Regions from separate parts of the Homo sapiens genome. Here region 2 is linked to region 1. Evidence: read pairs that join two places in POLR2A ChIA-PET (ENCODE). Cell type or tissue: CD4-positive, alpha-beta T cell. All regions are shown on one strand.

The links. ChIA-PET counts read pairs that join two places held together with the same protein. Peaks named below come from ENCODE experiments on the same cell type or tissue, not always from the same donor. Only the 100,000 strongest peaks of a DNase experiment are listed, where the experiment ranks them.
Region 2: POLR2A ChIA-PET joins it to region 1 with 5 read pairs; 2 of 35 experiments call an interaction of 5 or more read pairs at or near these places.

What each region holds. Positions count from the first base shown.
Region 1 is chr1:5,386,897-5,390,896 of GRCh38, reverse strand. No RefSeq gene overlaps it. Among named protein-coding and RNA genes, the nearest start is that of LINC02782, 290 kb to the right of the region's middle. RefSeq lists an enhancer at 1,244-2,443. In CD4-positive, alpha-beta T cell, no CTCF peak of the experiment used is centred here; a DNase peak (open chromatin) is centred at 1,686; H3K4me3 peaks cover 726 bases; H3K27ac peaks cover 2,658 bases.
Region 2 is chr1:5,235,288-5,239,287 of GRCh38, reverse strand. No RefSeq gene overlaps it. Among named protein-coding and RNA genes, the nearest start is that of LINC02782, 140 kb to the right of the region's middle. In CD4-positive, alpha-beta T cell, no CTCF peak of the experiment used is centred here; no DNase peak of the experiment used is centred here.

The DNA.
Region 1 (4,000 bases):
TCAGAACCAACACACGGCTGCGGCGTCCCTGCAAGGAGGCTTCCAGAGTCTTTCCTGCCCAGGGTAGGGAAACATATTTTCTTCCAGCTGTCTACAATTGCCTGAGCCCAGCATAGTCACCCACAGCCAGAAGCGGCACATCAGCTTTCTTCTGCTAATCACAGAATCACTCCTCCAGGGCAGCTGCCGGGCCTCAGGTGCTTGGGGTCGGGGCTGAGCTGAGTCATTCCCATATGTCTGATTCTTGCACATTTAAGACATGAGCAGAGGAACCCACTGCAAATGCTTCACTGAGAGACGGGAGTGAAAGACCTAGCTCCCTGGCTCTGGACCCCAAGTGATCTGGAGTAATTTCAACTTCAGGATCTATCATGTTACCAACCCCCACCAAAATTAGCACACACTCAGAGATCTGCAACTGAGGGTCCAAGACCTATTTTCTGGAGTTGCTGATATACATAAGAGTTGATATCAAACCATTTGTTGAATTGTGCTTTTGGGAAATACAGTCCTGGCTTGCAAAAATTTTGACTTCTGAAAAGAGGGGTTCTTTTCTGATTTTAGATGATTGCCTTTTCCTAGATGCTTAGTAATGTCTGGCTACCCCCACCACACCCAAAGGGTGACAGCTCCAGACAAAGCCTCTGTGTCCAGGAGCCTTCGTCATTCCCTGGGGATTTCTGGAGTTGAGCAGGACATTCGCTGGGACATCGTAGCCAGAGCACAGTGCGGAGGCAGGGCTGTGGCTGTGGGGGATCCTCTAACCCAGCGGGGGGCGGGGCAGGAAATAGGTCTCATCCCACCCCAAGGAGGGGCCACCAGGGTTGTCACCATGTCCCAACTTCAGGTTAAAGTGTTGGGCTCCAGTAGGGTCTTCAGGCTGGACTGGCTTGACCCAGTGGAAGTGGGGGAATCTGTAACCCTGGACAGTGAGCCCAAGGCAGTCCCTACACTGGCAGGTGTGAGCAGCCACCATTTCCCCATGCTTGCCATGTTCTCATCACCATTATCCATACTAGAATTGCAGCAGAGAGGAACCCAGGGTCCCTCCTCAGTTCAGAGCCACCAAGCCTCCAAGTTCATCCTGACCAAGGCATCCATGCAGTGAACTTGTGAGCCAACGAGCATGAGCTCCACAGACCCAACTTCCACATGGCGTCCAGGGATGACTGATCCCATTCAGCCAACTCAGAATTCTGGGTGTGCGTGACTGGGCCATTAAAGGAACTAGCTCTGTGTGTCCCGAAGCACCGGTTTGCCAGTCAGATTGCCTGAAATCAGAGCTGCTCACAACAAGGGGCTTTTATTTATTTTTTGGAGAAATACTGACATTTCCTAAAATAGTGGTCTTTTATTCAATTGACAGTAAGTTCGGGAGCTGTTACACACGATCTGTGCCTGGTGGGTGACGGTTAGGAACGGAGCTCTTTGTGAACACATCTGCATGCTGAAGAGGGTGGAGGGTCCCTTTTCACAAACACTTTGTTCGCAGCCCCCACATCCTGTGGGCCAGGGGACAGCGAGGACTTCACGCGTGTGCTGGTTGGCAATGCCAGCATGTCCTCTCCCTGCCGCTCTGGGGATTCTAGACCGTACACACCGCTCTTCCAGTCTGTAGTTCATTTTAATTTCCTTTTCTTTGAAAAGAAGTACTCTTCATTCCTTTAGCCACCTTTTTGGCCACAAGATATGAGTCACAGATGAAAGCTACATTGTAAAAAGATGGGTTTAAAAAAACCAAACCAAAAACCCCACCCAACAACAAAACCCATTTCCTGTCTTTGAGGCAAAGCAAGAGAGAAGGGAAAAATATCTGAAATAGCAGGTAATAAAAAAACAGCTTCTACCGAGAGACTATCTTCTCTATGTCTGAAAGGCATTGGCTTTGGAAATAACTAGAAAGTTCTTGAGAGAGAGTTGAGAAGAAAAATACCAGGGAGCAGGTATTTTTCCATCAAAATTTTACACCAAACTTAAGAAAATTGCTTTAGAAGGCTTACAGCATGATTCAAGGGAATGAGCAGCCACCTCCTCTAATCATCACTTCCCCTCCTTACATGTCCTCCCCATGCCTGCAGGATGACGCCAGCCTCCTCAGCTGAAGGTGCAGACTGATGACCAGGAGAAGGGAGCGATCCTTCCTCCATTCCCTTGAAGCCTGTCCCTGGGGAGCCTGTAGGATCGCCGAGAAACACTAATCCGTTCTGCAAGGACGGGATGGAATGCATTGGGGGAAGATGCATTAAACAGACACCTCTCTTTAAGAAGCCATCTTACTAACTCAGTGGGTAATTCTTTGGCTTGATGGCTCTCCTCCTGGAGCTCCAGTAAATCTTCCAAGGAGCCAGTGCCGCACTGGAGGTGCTGGTCCATCTGTTGATCTGTGGATCTGCAGAAATGGGCTCCAGGGAGCATTCACAGGTGAGATCACAGCAAAGAAATGACGGATTGCCCAACTTGTGAGGAAGTGCCATCAGAAAAGACTCCATTTTGGGAGAACCATTTAGCCAGGCCGGGGAAGCTGGCTCTGGGCTTCTGTATTTTCCTTAGGAGTTTGCTGGTTTCCTAGAAGTGCTGGATTTATCAGCAAAAATCCCAAAGTGGCCGTGGCTGGGTTGTTGACCAAAGCCGTTGGCTTCAGAGCTTCTCTGGCAAAGAGAGAGTGAGCAGAACAAGTGTTTTAGGCTCCTGGCTGAGGAAGGGAGGGGAGTCCTCCGCATGTCTGTGCCTAAATATCCACGTTCCTGTCTTTTCCTTGTTCCAAGAACCCTCCTGGCCTCCGAAGCCTCGCTCCTCTCCTTCCATAGAGTCAAGGGCACCAGCACATCGGGTGCCTTGAGCTCTTCCGGGGATCCAGGGGTGTCACGGGAAGAAGGACCAAACTACCGACATGTTTGGGGGTTCTCTGGAGAAAACGAAATTGAGCAGGACTTAGAACTTCCCAGAGCCCTGTGAGCTTTGTGAGTTTCCAAGAGCAGAATGTGTTAGAATTTATTTCCAAACTCCTAGCACTCGGATTTGAGTCTGTTATGGGTGCATTGAAGTCCTAACTGCCAGTACCGGTGCATGGCAACTTATTTGGAAATTGCAGATATAATCAAGTTAAAGTGACACAGAGACACACACAGAGATACAAACAGAGACAAGAAACAGAGACATACACACAGACACAGAGACAGACAGACACACAGAGACACACACAAATACACAAAGATAAACACATAGAGACACACACACAGACATAGAGACAGACACAAAGACACACACAGACACACACACAGACACACACACACAGACACAGAGATACACATACACATGCAGGGACAGACACACAGGCAGACACACACACAGACATAGAGACAGACACACAAAGAGACACAGACACAGAGACACACACGCAGTGATACACATAGAGACAGACACAAGAGACACAGACACATAGAGACAGACACACAGACACAGAGATACACACAGAGAAGACACAGAGACACACACAGACACACACACAGGCACAACTGAGACAAGACACAGAGACATACACACAGACACAGACACACACATAGAGACACACAGATACACACAGGCACACACAGACACATGGGGACAAGACAGAGACATACACACAGACATAGACACACACAGAGACACACAGATACAGGCACACACAGACATAGACACACACAGACACACATACACAGACATAGAGAAATGCACACAGACACACATACACCACACACACCACATACACACACTACACACACACACCACATACACACACACCACACACACCACACATACACACACCACACACTACACACACACACCCACACACACCACACAGACACCACATAGACACCACACACTATACACCCACCACACACCACACACACCACATACACACCACACACTACACAAACACCACACCACACTCACATACCACACACACACCACACACACATACCATACACACACACACACACACACACACACACACACCATA
Region 2 (4,000 bases), 150 kb after region 1:
GTTTTCCAGCTATTCTTGCTGATATTTCTATGGACAAAGAAAGGCTCATGAACAAAAATAGTTGGGGTTTTATCTTTTCCAATTTATTCAAAAGACAAATAAATGGGTGCTATTTTTTCTCCTTGCTCCTGATTTTGGACCTCAGGTGCACACAGCTGGGCAATTACATGCTTCAGCTCCCAGCACACTGCCATTATTGTCCCTTGCAAGTTACCTCTCTTGTTTTATTTTACCTCAGTTTAGTATTTTCCTCTTATCACTCTCCCTCAGTCCCATGTGCACGCCTGCAGGCACCGGCTCTAATGGATTTTATGTCTGTCTGCGGATATGTGAGTGTCTGAAAACACACAGTGCTCTTGTTTTCACTCGCCCTGCAGAGTCCGCGTTGGACTAATCCCTACTCTCCCGCTGCTCCACATCTGTCCCCGGGGAACTGAGCACAGTGGGAGGAAAACACAGATCCCTATTGCTAGTCTTTCTGTATGTGGGCAGCCAACATCCTGAAAGGGTCTTTGGTGGGGCCAGGGCCTCCCACTATGAATCCCTTCCGTCCACTCCCCGACTTTCCCAAAAGACCTTGACACACCTTCTCCTCTGGCTTTAAACCTCGAAGCCCTCCTCCAAAATGCTCCCTCCCTGATAATGAGCTCCTTCCAACTTCATGGAGAAACCGGAAACCCTTGAAATGAAATCCGTTCTGTACCCACCCTCACGTTTACTACGTCAGAGCCTCTGTCTTCTCTCCCGTTAAGATTCATCTGTTCTTGTCTCCCCAAAGCTAATCCCTGCACCTGTGCCAACTCCTTCCCCCTCCCACACGCTCAAGGGCACCATCCAACAATTGCCACATTTTCTCTCGCTCCTGGGTCATTCCGTGAGTATAAAAACATGCAGTCATAGCCCTCATCATTTGTCAGAAAATGTCTTTATTTCACATATACATGAAAGCACCCTGTGTTTGTGAATGACAATATTAGGGTGAGAACAATCTAAAAATATTATCCCACTCTTTTCTGGCTTCCATTTTTTTCTGTTATAAAACCTACAATTGACATGATTAGCGTTTTTTGTTTTGTTTTGTTTCTATTTTGTTTTTCTGATAATCAGTTTCCTTCTCCCTAGTCAATTTTAGGATTTTCATGTTCTTTGTTTTCGATATAAAGCCTTTAGTTGTGGATTTCATTTCATTTCCTGCTGCTTCAGATTCACAGTATTCTTTGAGTCTGGGAACTAAGTTTTTAAATTTGCTCTGTAAAAATTTCAGTCATCATCACTTTGCGTAGTCATTTTCTCCATCTTCAAATCATTTATTTTATTTTAAGCACATATGATTTATATTTCATACATGATAATTCAAATGCATGAGGCCTTTGTGTGGCTCATTATTGTGAATGTTGTTTCTGCTGATTCTAATGCACAGTAGCCAGTTCCTTCATGTGTTTTGCAATTTTCAATTGTGAACTTAGGTTTGATTGATCCTATCTTGTGGGAATCTTTAGGAATCTGTGTTGAGTTGCATTCCTCTAGAGAGGATTTGTGTTTACTTTTGCCTTGTACCTGGAAGCACTAAAACCCAGGACCTCATCCAGTGTTCTCCTCAACAAAAAAATTACATAGCACTTTATACATGTCACACACAGTAAAAGTTGCATTCTCCTTTTAAAGATGAAGAATGCAGAAAAAGGCAGTTATGCACCTTGACCAAAGTCACTCACATTGTTTATGACAGGGCAGCCACAAACATGCTGTCAGTCACTCTGCTATGATATAGCTCATCTATGATACTTGCTCATCTCTGCAGCAAGTACAAATTCAAACCCTAAGTCCAGAGCCATGAGGGCCAGGCAGGGATCACATATTCTCAGGCAAAGCTGATAATGCAGCTTTCCTTCTGGCCCCCAACTTGCCACAGGTAGATTTTTTTCCCATAGCCACCCCTGTCTTTGAGAAGGTAGAACTGAGAGGGACTAACCTTATATAGAAGGGCTCAGCTTCAAACTTTCGTCTCTAAGAGGCCAAGGTCTTGCTTAATGCCCCATGCATTTGTTAAAACCAACAAGCCTGCATCCCCGGTGTTGGTGAATGTCCCAAGGGCAGCTATTACTCCACCCTCACCTACCACTCTAATTTTACCTGCTGTTTCTTTTCCTGACTCCCAAGTTTCCTTTAATTCTTGTGAGCTCAGCTTTTCATTTAGTCATGTTTGTTGTAATTTATTCAACATTGCTAGGTCTTTTTTAGTGAAAGAGCTTTTAAGGATTTCTAGACTGCTCTATTGCCAGAAACACAAAGTTTTCTTTTTCTCTATTTTACTTTTAAATGTTTGCTCTTCATCCACTAAGATCTGAGGGTCCCAGGCTTTGATTGGTGAGTACTAACTCTTGAGGGTCTCTATGGCAAAGGTTCTGAAGCCTTGCTTGTATTCTACCTACATTTAAATGACAGCTTGCTTGAATGTCCAATTCTGGGGTTGAAATTCTTTCCTTCCACTTTTGACCATCGTATTTCTCAACAGCGACACTAAGACACATAAGTTATATTTTTAATCTTATTCTTTTATCTTTGCATGGCATCTGCTTTTTCTCTTTGAAAGTTTTTAGAATCTTCTCTTTCCTTTGATGATCTTAAGTCTAATTCTAATGTGTCTAGGTAAAGTTTAGGTTTTTTTTCTATATTTTAATCTTTCGAGCTGGGCCCTCTGTGAGCCCTTTCCAGCTGAGAACAACTTTTTTTCTAAGTCTGTGAACTTCTTGGTCTTTTCTTATTTTTCAACAATTCTTCTTTCTGTTTACCTTTCTCTGTCCCTGTGGGACTCCTATTACGTGGATGTCTAGAGGTTGTTCTGCCTCATCCAGGTTTCCAGCTCATTCTTCTCTCTTTAACCCTTCCTTGTGCCTTCTGAGTGAGCTTCTCATTCCACCTTCAACCTCCTCCTTGTCTCTCTGGTATTCTGACATCCCAACCATCTCCTGGGTTCACTATTTAAAATACTATCATTTTAGACTACTTTTTCTCTGATTCCTTTTCATGTATACTTGGACTTGCTTCATGTTTTTAATATCCACGCTACCAATCTGAGGACATTTATAAAAAATTTTATTTTAAGCTTGTTTTCTGCCTAATCCATTGATTTTGCTTTGTCTAGTACAAGCTGTCTTTTATGAAACAGCATGCATGCCTCTCAAATATCCCCCCACCTTTCCTTTAGAACTCTCAGCTGCTTTTGCTGATAGGTGCATCCTCCCGATGGGGTAAAGTCCTTGTCCTCAGCTTGGGCTCCTCCAAGTAGAAGGGGTGGTTTTTCTTTCCCAGTGGTGGCAGAGGGTGCTTCAGAGTTGAGACCCTCTCATGTTGCAGTCTGGGCTCAATCAGCCCCACCAGCCCTTCTGTCTTGCTCCCCAAGTCTCATCATCAATGTCTCAGTGCCTCTGCCCAGACACAGTTTCACTTTGAGAATTGCCTCTGGATTTGTCATTGGTCACCTGAGAAAGTGGAAAGAGGGTGAGCAGGGAACAGGAAGTTCTCGGAAGCCCATTCACAGGACTGCTGGCCCCTCTCCCAGTTGGGCTCCAGCATTGCTCTGTGCTCACCTTTTTGTTTCGCTGGAAGGTGAGCTGGGGTGGAGAGGGGCCTGCTGATTTCACCACTGTGCTGCAAACAGCATGTCAGGAGCTGAGTTGCAGATGTCTGGGACTCTGATAAAGCAGCGGAAATTGTTGGCAGCCGCTTATCTTCCCGGCATTGTGGATGCACATCAGGATTACATGGATGATGCAGGAATTGGGACATGGTTTCTGACAAGTGTGAAGAAATGGGATGGATGTCACTTAAATCAGGAGAAAAGTTGCAACACTCAGCTCAAAGATGTCAAGCGGATTTGAGCCTGTGTGGGGCTGTGATGAGCCAGCAGTCACTGTGTACCCTGGTGCTTCTCGAACTTTATTATCAAGCAGATCACTGAGGGATCTTGTCAAAGTGCTGCTTGGACTCAGTAGATAGA